Regions from separate parts of the Homo sapiens genome. Here region 1 is linked to region 2. A link is a loop called in an ENCODE intact Hi-C map of the cell type or tissue named here. Cell type or tissue: GM12878. All regions are shown on one strand. Each heading gives the region's core, and the rest is flanking DNA. Links, peaks and the distances in the headings are about the cores only. Region 1 overlaps VOPP1 (VOPP1 WW domain binding protein). Region 2 overlaps EGFR (epidermal growth factor receptor).

Region 1 (5,341 bases), core at 342-5,341, 490 kb after region 2:
TTCAGATTAGGGTTGCTTAACCTGTATGTTCCACTTAAAATTATGTGAGAGGGTATATAGCTTTTGAAAATTCCCTAAAAGAGTATAAGAGCCAAAATTTTGACAACCTTTGAGCTAGAGAAAGCTGCTCAATTTGGGAGGAAAGAAATGAGAAGGAAAGAAAGGAGAATTCCTGAAGAAATTCTAAGGAGGAAAAACAGTGTTTGGAATTTATCTTGAGGGCAGCAGAGAAGAACAGAGGTTGCAGAGATTTAATCTAAGGGAACCCCACGTTGTTTTACACAGCTGCCCTTAGGCTATAGGAACCTGGCTTCACAGCTTCACTCACCGCAGGCCTGGCTGCTTTTCTCTCCAACTAAAGGGAAGGAGGGGGAACTAGGAACTAGGAGCTTCTTCAATAATAATCTCATCAACACACTCTTTCTCTCTGTCTCTGTCTCTCTCTCTCTCTCTCTCTCTCGCTCGCTTGCTCTCTCTCACTCTCCTCTTCTCCCCACTCCCCATAAGGGTTTAGGATCTGTCCCCACCCTCTCCATAATGCCATGTTTTGGCCCTTGATGACACTCAGATCACAAAACACCAAGAGAATGAGGCCAACTAAAGAGCTAAAGAGTTTCACTCATCTTTCCTCTCAGTATTAAAAGTCAAGCTGTCACCTGAGTAGCTGCTCAACCATCCTAGCAAAAGAGATGGCTATGGACCCTTTTTTTGTCTTACCTAGGGCAGAAATTAAGAGCCAACTATGATCACAATCACAATCTTGCTTTCCCTTGCTATGGACGCTTATGACAAAGTTTCTTCTTAATCTAGTCACAGATAATAACAAGCAAGCCCACTTTTTAATCGACAGGATAAGGAAACCCTCCCTCCTGTCCGCAGGTGTGCAGCCACCTGGGCACAGGAAACTTGCTTGGGAATGACTGACAATATAAATACTCTGTTAATCCACCCTGGGCCACAAGTTCCAGACCAAGTAGGGAATCTTCCAAAGGGCCTCCAGCAACACTGAGGGATTTCTCTTTACAGGTGTATGTCAGTGGGAGCTTAGGTTTACTCAAAGACTCCCAGGCAACTCCGAAGGAGTTGAGATTCTGTAATACATGGTCATGGCACCATCCAAATGTGACTCCTAACGACCACCAGATATGCCCTATGCTTGAAGCAAGCAATTGATCGATTTCAAACCTAATTTACCGGATAATATCTCTTTGTTCTGGTCTGAGGACATTGTTCTCTTGTTGACAGTTTTGAAGTATATAGCTGTACTTCCTGAAATTTTATATATATATGTATTAGTCACTGCCTCCCTGTCTTCATTGACCATTTGATTCTTTAACCCTGACAAGGGAAGGTCACTGTTTGCCAATTATCGAATCCGATGGCCTTCTGCAAGGCCTCTTCTCTACTGTTCTACGGTATCTGAATGCAGATCACCTTCGCGTTTAGACACCCTCCTCCCGCATTCTAGACTCTCATTTGTTGGATCTCTTTTCACCAAGGACAGATCATCAAACACTTCAAAACCAGCATTTAAAATTAAACTCTGACTTTTTAAAATTAAGGATATCCTTACTCTCCAAGTCAAAATCTCAGTCATCCAACTCCACCCAGAATCTCTGTAATTGACTCTGCTCTATTCAACATGTTTGTTAATCAGTTGGATAAAACCAACAGGAGTATAATCAAATCGGTCCATGGTACAAAACAATATGGGACACTGGATTTTAAAAAATAGTGTTCAGACATATGTTGATAGGCTTAAGTAGATGAGATGAATGATTAATGTGAAATTGGAAACAATGTAAAGTCCTCAATTTAGGTTTTTAAAAAATAATAAACAGCTCTACAACTATTGTGAGGTGTGGTGGATTAGCAGCAGCACATGTTAAAAAGATTTCGGTCTCACTGCAAACTCAGGGTGAATCTCCTGGCTGCAGGGGTGGAGGTGGGAGGACGCACTAGTATAAACTAGTATAATTTTATCTGCTTAATGACAAGGGCCAAAGGTTTTGATGCTGCCAGTCAGACCACACCCACAGAACAGAGCTTCCTATTGTTCAATAAGTGCCAGTGGGGAGGACCTGGAGGGGAACCAAAGGTTTCAGCACAAACCACAAGAAACACTGGATTCACCCCAGCCCACTTAACACTGGCAGATCCAAAACCAATCTCCGATCCCAAGATCACAGGAGAGTGCAACCCAAATACCACACACAGACAGCAAACAGGCCCTGCAGACCTCACAAAGGTGCAGCAGCTCATGAAGCCAATGAAAGTGACAAAAGATCTAGCAGTCAAGCCATTTAATATGAACCAAAAGGTGGCCAAAGGAGAATGATATGAATAAAAAGGACAAAGAGAAGCTGGAGGTGGGGGTGGTGGGAGTTTCCAGACCAGCGCAACTAATTCTGGGGAAAAAACTTTCACTATGATCATGCCACTGAAGTCCAACATCAAGTGAAGACTGTCTTATGTGCATTATAGAATTTTGTCAGGAAAATTACACTGTCCCCCCAAAATGGACTCATCATTCTAAAATGAGTACTCAGAGCCTGACCAATATGGTGAAACCCCGTCTCTACTAAAGAAAAAAAAATACAAAAATTAGCTGGGCTGTGGTAGCGTGTACCTGTAATCCCAGCTACTCAGGAGGCTGAGGCAGGAGAATCACTTGAACCCAAAAGGAAGAGGTTGCAGTGAGCCGAGATCATGCCACTGCACTCCAGCCTAGGCGACAGAGGGAGACCATATCTCTAAATAAATAAATAGATTTAAAATAAAATAAAATGAGTACTCAGGATGAAATTAACTTTTATGTTTACAATTTGATATTTGTTTTTCCAAAATAAAGTCCCAACCGAACTTTTTTTCCACTTTGACTAGGAAATGTTGATCCCTGATTCACATGGATTAATGGCTAAGTGGCCTTTTTCTAGGACCAATTATTTTCAGATATTGAGGACATCCTCATCACCATCCAGTCCAAAATTTTCAAACTGCAGCTATGAGGATGGTGAGATGATTTAAAACCATGTTTTGAAACAACAGAAGGTGAGGCCTGGAAAAGAACACACACACAAAATGGGACCACACAGCTGTGTTAGAAGACTGAGGGCCTGTCATTGTGATATTTCTGAAAAGCCCATGAGTGCAGACCTAGGACCAGGCTGAAAATACTGTCATTTCCCCTCAATATTACAGAAAACTTTAACAACTGAAGTTGCCCCAAAAGTTGATACTTTGTCTTAAGGCACAGTGGGTTTCCATCACTAGAGGTGCTCTGCTGCCCTCCAGCCCCTGATCAACTGCCTCTTCTTTTCCCACTGCCCATCTACTCAGCTCCTGCCCACAGGGCTCTTACCACTGACGGCTTTACTCATTCAAGTCTCCATCGAGTCCCTGCTCTGTGCCAGGCATGGTTCCAGCAACTAAGGATATGTCAATCAATAAATCAGAGCAAAACCTTTGCCCCTAAATTGCTTACATGGTAGAAAGTAAATTCTGTCATATTTTAAAGATAGTTATGGGAAAAGGAGGATATTGGTCAGAGTTAAGGTAGACTAGGGAAAGAACTGAGAAGAAATTTTAAATAGGGTGGTCAAGACAGACCTCACTGAGAAGGTGAAATCTGAAAAGCTTCATCAAGAGGACATGATAGAGTGAGTTCTAGGAAATGTCCTTGCCCTGCAGAGCTAATCAAGTGAGCACTAGCCTAATCCTATCCTTGCCATGTATTTCTAAGTCATTTACCCTCCGTTAGCCTTTATAGCTGTGCCCAAAGTAAAAGAAAGCAAAAACCAAGGAAAGCCCCAGGTCTGGGCCCAACGCCCACAGGCCTCCTCAGACACCTGGACCCAGGCTTTCCCCACTTCAGAGCAGAGCTCTTGCCAGCCGGTTCATTTATTGCTGCCACTTCTCACCCATGACCACCTGGCCTCCCGTGGAGTTTCCAGAGACAGCAAACTCCCTGCAGGATTCTTTTTCATTCAAATTGCATGTTGCCTGGTTTCTAAAAACTCTTAAGAGTGGGTGGGCTGAAAGGTTTATTTCAGGAAATTGGCAGCCAGGGACTGCCACATTTGTTGGAATTCCAGGGCACAAAAGACATTTGGCAAGAGACAAAAAACACTCTTAAACATAACTCAGTTCTAATTTCCAGACTCCCAGGCATCAAAATACACAGAACTTCAGAAAAATACTCAGTGATCTTATTATTTTTCCCTAGTTCAAAGATAATGTCCACTTTGCAACCCTCTCTAAGAGACAACTATTCCTTTTTTTTTTTTTTTTTTGAGACAGTCTCACTCTGTTGCTCAGGCTGGAGTGCAGTGGCACAATCTCCGCTCACTGCAAGCTCCGCCTCCCGGGTTCACGCCATTCTCCAGGCTCAGCCTCCCGAGTAGCTGGGACTACAGGCGCCCGCCACCACGCCCAGCTAATTTTTTGTATTTTTAGTAGAGATGGGCTTTCACCGTGTTAGCCAGGATGGTCTCGATCTCCTGAGCTCGTGATCCACCCGCCTCGCCCAAAGTGCCGGGATTACAGGCATGAGCCACCGCACCCAGCCTGACAACTGTTCCTTTTTCTAGTCCAAGAAGATCTGTTCTTTTGCCCAACAGCATTGAAGCACAAAGCAACGTGGCTTAAGCGTTTCCAGCTCTTGGTTCCTGGGAAAGATCAGAAAGATAATGAGTAGTCCCTTAACTAAAATAAGTCTATCTCCTTGGAAGCAGAGGCACTGGTATTGGTGAGTTTTACACTAAATAGCATACTATACATTTCTGGGCTCACTTCAGTAAGAACAGAGCCCTTCAAACAAATACTAAGTAGATTTCAAAAGTGTAACCAACCAAACCTCTAGAAAGAGAATGCAGTGACAATATCTAGAAAACAATGCACACAACAAAAAGCCCCAGGGAGGTGCATATGCTTAGGGCCTCATTACTCTCGGGATTCAACTGAAGTGTAGTCAGTTTTAAAACCTTTTTTTTTCCTTTTAGTTTCTAAGGAGTTACTGTGTGAAGGCCACTGAGAATAACTTCAGCAGGGCTACTAGGAGACAGCTTAGTACTTTCACTCTTCCTGTAAGGATTGTTTGCAGGACCTCACTTCAGCCAGCTGGCGGAACAAAGGCATAGAACCTTAGCATTTTATGAACCAAAAAGGCCTCTGAGGTTCCCTACTCTTAGCCACCCTTAGAATCTGCCACATTCGTGGCCTGGGTCCCTGGATCATAACCAGCTGGCACAGAGCAACAGGGGAGAGGGAGATAAAATCAGGGCCCTCACTGGCTGTGCATGTAATTCACAGGAAACTCTGAGTTAATAGAAAAGAAAGGTCA
Region 2 (5,385 bases), core at 134-5,133:
CCTTTCAGAGCATGGGTCTCTTCCTTTCTAGGCAGTCTTACCAGGATGCATGGGTGTGCCTGCGTAGGCACACGCACAGCTCCCAAGGACTCTAAAAAAAGATATTTTTCTGCTTATATACTAATAATATGTTAGAGATTTATGTTTCAAATTAGTACAGAATCACATGGTTCTCTCCAAATTATATTTGAGAGAGAAAGAATAGAACAAAATTTATTTTACAAAAATACTCAGTACATTTAGGGCATATACAAAGATGTTCCAGAATGTAGCTTATCTCTTTAAAGACAATTAACACAGTTTCTGGGCAAGGCAAGGCAAAATATTCAGTAACTTAGCAACACCAACAGAAGACAGCCAATATTGCAGCACATTTTTCTCTTGGATTGGGTCAGAGAGTACTGCAGAGAAAATGGAGTAGAGAGACCTGAAATACTTTCGCACACACTGTGGTCAGTGCAGCGTCCACTGTGTGCCACAGTAATACTAGAAACTCCCTGGTTAGGCCTTGGAATCCAGCTCTCATTTCGTATGTGACCTGCAGGGAAGTAAGTTAAATGCACACGTTTTATCAAGTTCAAATGCAAACTTAATTTTAAATGTATGCAACATCAGTTTAAGCGTTGTAGCTATTACTAGCAATTGTACCTATTACTAGTCTGTACTCTGCACAACTTTGGAGTATACTGCCTACTCAAGGTGGATTTTAGAGCTCTATTTGTGGCATTATATCACGGACAAAAGCACGTTCATCAGAGTCAGAGGAATGTGGTGCAAATCCCAGCTGTCCCACTTACCAGCTGTGGGACTTGAGTAAGCTCCTGAAGCAGCTGCACCTGCATTTTCTGGTGGGCACCATGGAGCTGTCAGCAGTGCTTTCCTCAGAGGGCTGCGGGCTGGATGAGGTTTGCTGGTGCATGTGAAGTGTCAATCATTGCTCTCATGAGTGGTGATGCTGATGCCGTTCCCTTTTTTAGGGAAGTGATTTTCCCTTACAAAGTTACCAACAGTTTCATGTTGGCCCATTTTTCTATTAATTGTTTCCACTAATAGGACCAACAGTGGTAGTCCCATCATTTTATTACTGCTTGTCGTAGCACAAGCAGTTGCTTCATTGTGTTTAGATAAATATTGACGGCTGCTTTTAACAGTCTGCTGTTTTGTCTCCTTTTGAGGTCCTTAAAGTAATCCTTAAAAAGATAGTGCAGATGGAAAGATGTCTGGAGTCAGTGAACCTGCCTTCTTTCCTGTGTGCTTGTCAGTTTCTAAAATGCCATACACAAAGGACTTTCATGATTTCTTTTTAGGTACATGATTACAGTTCAATTCACTTCACTGTCTGGAAAATTTCCTTATAATCAGGATGAAATTTCTCATGTTAGCCTTTCACATTTCACTACTTTTAGATAAGGAATTCTCAGGCTTTGCTATATCTGACTGCTCTTGGAGGCTGAGCTTTTGGCTAACTACCTGACTACTTTGTCGTTTCTCTTCCCTTGGAATGAAGCAAATATCTAACTTCTCACTCATTGTTTCTGCTATTTTACCATTTAGTCATCTGTGATTTTTCTAAATACTGAAAGACTTCCCTCAATTCAAACTATGTGCCGGATCAAGGAAAGGGCAGTTGGATATTGCAGACAGCATAGTGCAATTGTGAAGAGTGTCTGCTTACCAGCCACGCTGCCTTGCACAAGTTATCAAGCCTCTCAACCCACTTCCTCAATCTGTAAAATAGGTATGAGTGTAGGACCTTCCCAGGGGATTTTTTTGTGACTATAGAATGATTCTCAGAAGACTTTCAGGCAGTATGTGGGTGAGGCACATGCTGGAAAGGCTTCTGCAGGTGCAGTGATCAATGCTTTTCTCAGTGTGTACATCCCATAATACAGACACGTTACCAGAAACTCCCTAGCCAGGACTTTGATTGCAGCTCACATTTTGTATATGGCCCATAGGGAAATGAAGTGTGTATTTTTTATAAAGTTCAAGTGTTAACTTAATTTGGAATTTACTATCAAATCTCAGTTGTTATGGGCATTTATAGCTATTAATACTTCGTCCCATGTGTCCCATGAGGAAACCAAGGAACAGAAATTAAAGTTCTTTCTGGAGTCCCCTGAATCTCGTTCCTGTTCTTTTGCACCCTGTTAATTACATAGAGACATTCACAGCTCTTCTGACCTTATCAGCGTTAAGGAAAACAGAAAACCAGCGTGCTATTTGTTCTGTCCCTTAGTCAAGCCTTCTCAACATATATTTTTCTTCCAAGATTTTGCATGTGCACAGGGATGCCTATCCTCTACAAGAAACACATTTTAGGCAAATTATAATTAAAATGCTGTTTACATCTCTTCACCTTTAGAATTTAAAGAATGATCATTTCTTAGATTGCATCTCAGACACACCCTTCCCCTAGTCTGGAGAGGGCGAGGCCCATGGGTACTGCAAACAGCCTGACGTTGTCAGGGGCGGTCTCAACGGCTCATTCACCACATCTGCCTCGCGAAGGCTAAGCCATGTGCTGTTACCCCTGCTGCGCTCTGGCTCATTCTAAGGTACACGCTATTAACCTTGTGAGAAAACAAAGAGGCCAGCCCCACCCTTCCTGCTCACTCTGAGTCACGGTGAAAATGTTTCAGGATCTCGGGTTCGACCATGAGTCCTGTCCAGGTCCAGGAGGAAATTCGGAAGGACCACATGTTCACTCTGAGATCCCACTTTCATTTCCCTCCTGGTTGAGCAGCATTAATACTCTGGCTAGATTTAAATTCTGGCTTTCTCCAGTTAGAACTGAAAGTTATGACAATGTAATCAAAATAGAATGTGGGTTTACAGCTGGCCCCCTGGCCTGGTTTGTGAACATAAAACAGAAACAGAAAGTGTAAGTGGTGACATCATATTCTCTCATTCAATGTGAAAGGCCACCGAAGTCTTTCCAGAATTATTTTTGAGAATAATATGAATTTTTAAAAAATACCTAATTATTTTAAATATCGTCTTGCTTGCTCCCCAAATACCTACTGTTTTCAACTTGGATATACGACATGATTAAAGAATATCTAATATTTGGGAATGCATACTTTAACCTTATAAACTACCACTGTAAATAGACAGACTCATTAAAGTGAAAGGACATTTTAAATCAATTAGTAAGCAAATCAATTAGGTGGCAAAGACAAGATTATTTTTCCTTATGGTAGTTGAAGAATAATGCTTAACCTGTCATTCTAATTACCAAGCACGGTGTTCTCTTTGGAAGATCATTTCAACAAAACATTATTTTCATCCAGAATTTGAACCTTGAGATTGCATGGTATTTTAGAAATCTATTTTAGAAATCTTTGGCAAAGGTTACTATTAAAACAATCACATTCATGGAAAATCAGTATAAGAGCAACTAAAATAACTCACAATACCAGTAAAATCACTTTGTCATCTTCTTAAGACTTTTAAAGAGCATTTGTAAGTAACTGAATAGAAGGCCAAAGGGTGTGTAGGTAGCCCAGACCATCAGTGGGCAGCCAGGGCCAGGGCAGGGGCCACGGTTGCAGCCTGCATTCTTCTAAAGGGCAGAGCAAATTAAAGTTGAAGCAGGAGCTAAAAAAAAAAAAAAAAATGTTTCAAAGAATTCCACCAACCAGAGGATACTACCTAGGACAGTTTGGGCCTAACTTATCTGTGAAGGCCTCCAGCTTCCTCCACACCGGTGGCCACTTTTCATTCACTCTGAACCCTTCTTTGTATGGAGGTCATTTTATTAATTGAGCTGTGACCAACATGACAGAATTTCCTGTTTTAGGGCTTTTATAATATAGATAGTTTATATCTAATTTCAGAATATATTCACTGGGGAATGGACTTAGCAACCACTACCACAACAATGCAACAATGTGTTTTGGAACAAATTTACCAATCTGAATTTCCCCCTAGATTAGGTCACAGGAACATTGCAGCTGATGTACAGCTATGTTCCTCCTGAAACTTGGAGACACATCCTCTTGAGCTGGGTTATAATGGGCCACCCAAAGCTCGAGTTCCTGTAATGGATACACTCAGGCAGCAGAACCTACCACCGTAGTGAGGACAGCACCCAGAGCCCTCAGAGGCCATCACAAGTGCACCACAGCTGCCTTCTCTGGCACGCTCAGAGCTACACAGTGTACTCTGGGATTGGAACTCTTTATTTTTTTTTCAGTTGATTTGTAAATAAGATTGCACAAAAATCCATGCACATCAACTCTCCAAATCAGAATTTGCTGAGCTAAAAAGAGCATTAAATTAGATGGGCTGGCTTTCAAGGGGTGGGGGTGCAATAGTGGAACTCTGCACAACAGTTCTTTACAAAGAGACAAGCAAGCACATCGCGTGGAAATTTCCATTCAACTGGAAATGTCCAAGCCTGTTTACCTCAATTAATTGTCCTTGTTCACTTGTCCAGCCTAGCAATTGTCCATTAGTAATTTGTTATAAATGAGACATTTGGTATTAAAGCATCTCTTTGGGATACTGGTATGGTTTATTATAACATTCTGTTAGTAGTGTTGTACAAGCTTGAGATGTATTAATACGAAATCCAAGCTGCATGAGGGCTTTATTTTTCAAGCCTACACCTTGCTGAAATTCTGAATTAAAATATGATTCTCAGTACAAATGAATAAATCAACAGAAATGGTAACGCATGTCAAATATTCTTAAAACCCAAGAAAGCCTTGTAACTTCCTTCAATCTAATGGGAAATGCAGGCAAATACAAGACTGATGTCCTTGAGTTTTATTATCAAGACTCAAGGGCACCAGTAAAATCTAGTTTCATTGGTTGGAAAAAAAATCCTGATAAGCACTGTTAGGCATATTAACTTTAATGATTACAATTTTTAGGACACTCTGTGGCCTAGACTTAGAAACACAACTAATGTCCAGAAAAAGATTCCTCTTTTTATTCCATCATCTGATAGGCCTATTTTTACACATACACACCAACCAAAAGTAGCCAAGCAAACAAAACAACATACTCACACCCCTTCGCCTATTATCATCTAGGTGATTTTCAATGCTCATTGCAATGAAACCTACTTATTGTGCATGGCACCCACCCCCACTGAGGAATACTGTAGTTTCTTTCCCTTTGAACTTCATTAGTAGAGCACATGGTTCATTCACTCCTGAAGAGTTCTTCGTATGTCAGAATATATATACTACAACATAATTTCCATCAGAGCTCTGACCACCCGCTTATCTATTTTCATAATGCCTGCCACTCCATCATTAGCTGTTGTCATGTAGGCTATCAATAAATATATGACAAATAAAACAGTTAGGGAATGAGGGAAATTGACTAGCAGCCAAAGACCTAAGCCATCCTCTGCTTGGACATTAGAAAACT

The links. Peaks named below come from ENCODE experiments on the same cell type or tissue, not always from the same donor. Only the 100,000 strongest peaks of a DNase experiment are listed, where the experiment ranks them.
Region 1: a loop joins it to region 2, with 3 times the contacts of the local background. A loop is called at or near these places in 2 of 110 quality-filtered maps.

What each region holds. Positions count from the first base shown.
Region 1 is chr7:55,563,808-55,569,148 of GRCh38, forward strand. All of the region lies in intron 1 of VOPP1 (VOPP1 WW domain binding protein), which reads right to left. Among named protein-coding and RNA genes, the nearest start is that of VOPP1, 6.0 kb to the right of the region's middle. RefSeq lists silencers at 4,872-4,921, 5,069-5,341. In GM12878, for the core only: a CTCF peak has its summit at 3,290; no DNase peak of the experiment used is centred there; H3K4me3 peaks cover 4,435 bases; H3K27ac peaks cover 4,755 bases.
Region 2 is chr7:55,071,590-55,076,974 of GRCh38, forward strand. The region is part of intron 1 of EGFR (epidermal growth factor receptor); the gene reads left to right. Among named protein-coding and RNA genes, the nearest start is that of EGFR, 55 kb to the left of the region's middle. RefSeq lists enhancers at 2,088-3,287, 2,800-2,969. In GM12878, for the core only: no CTCF peak of the experiment used is centred there; DNase peaks (open chromatin) are centred at 1,782 and 2,672; H3K27ac peaks cover 1,933 bases.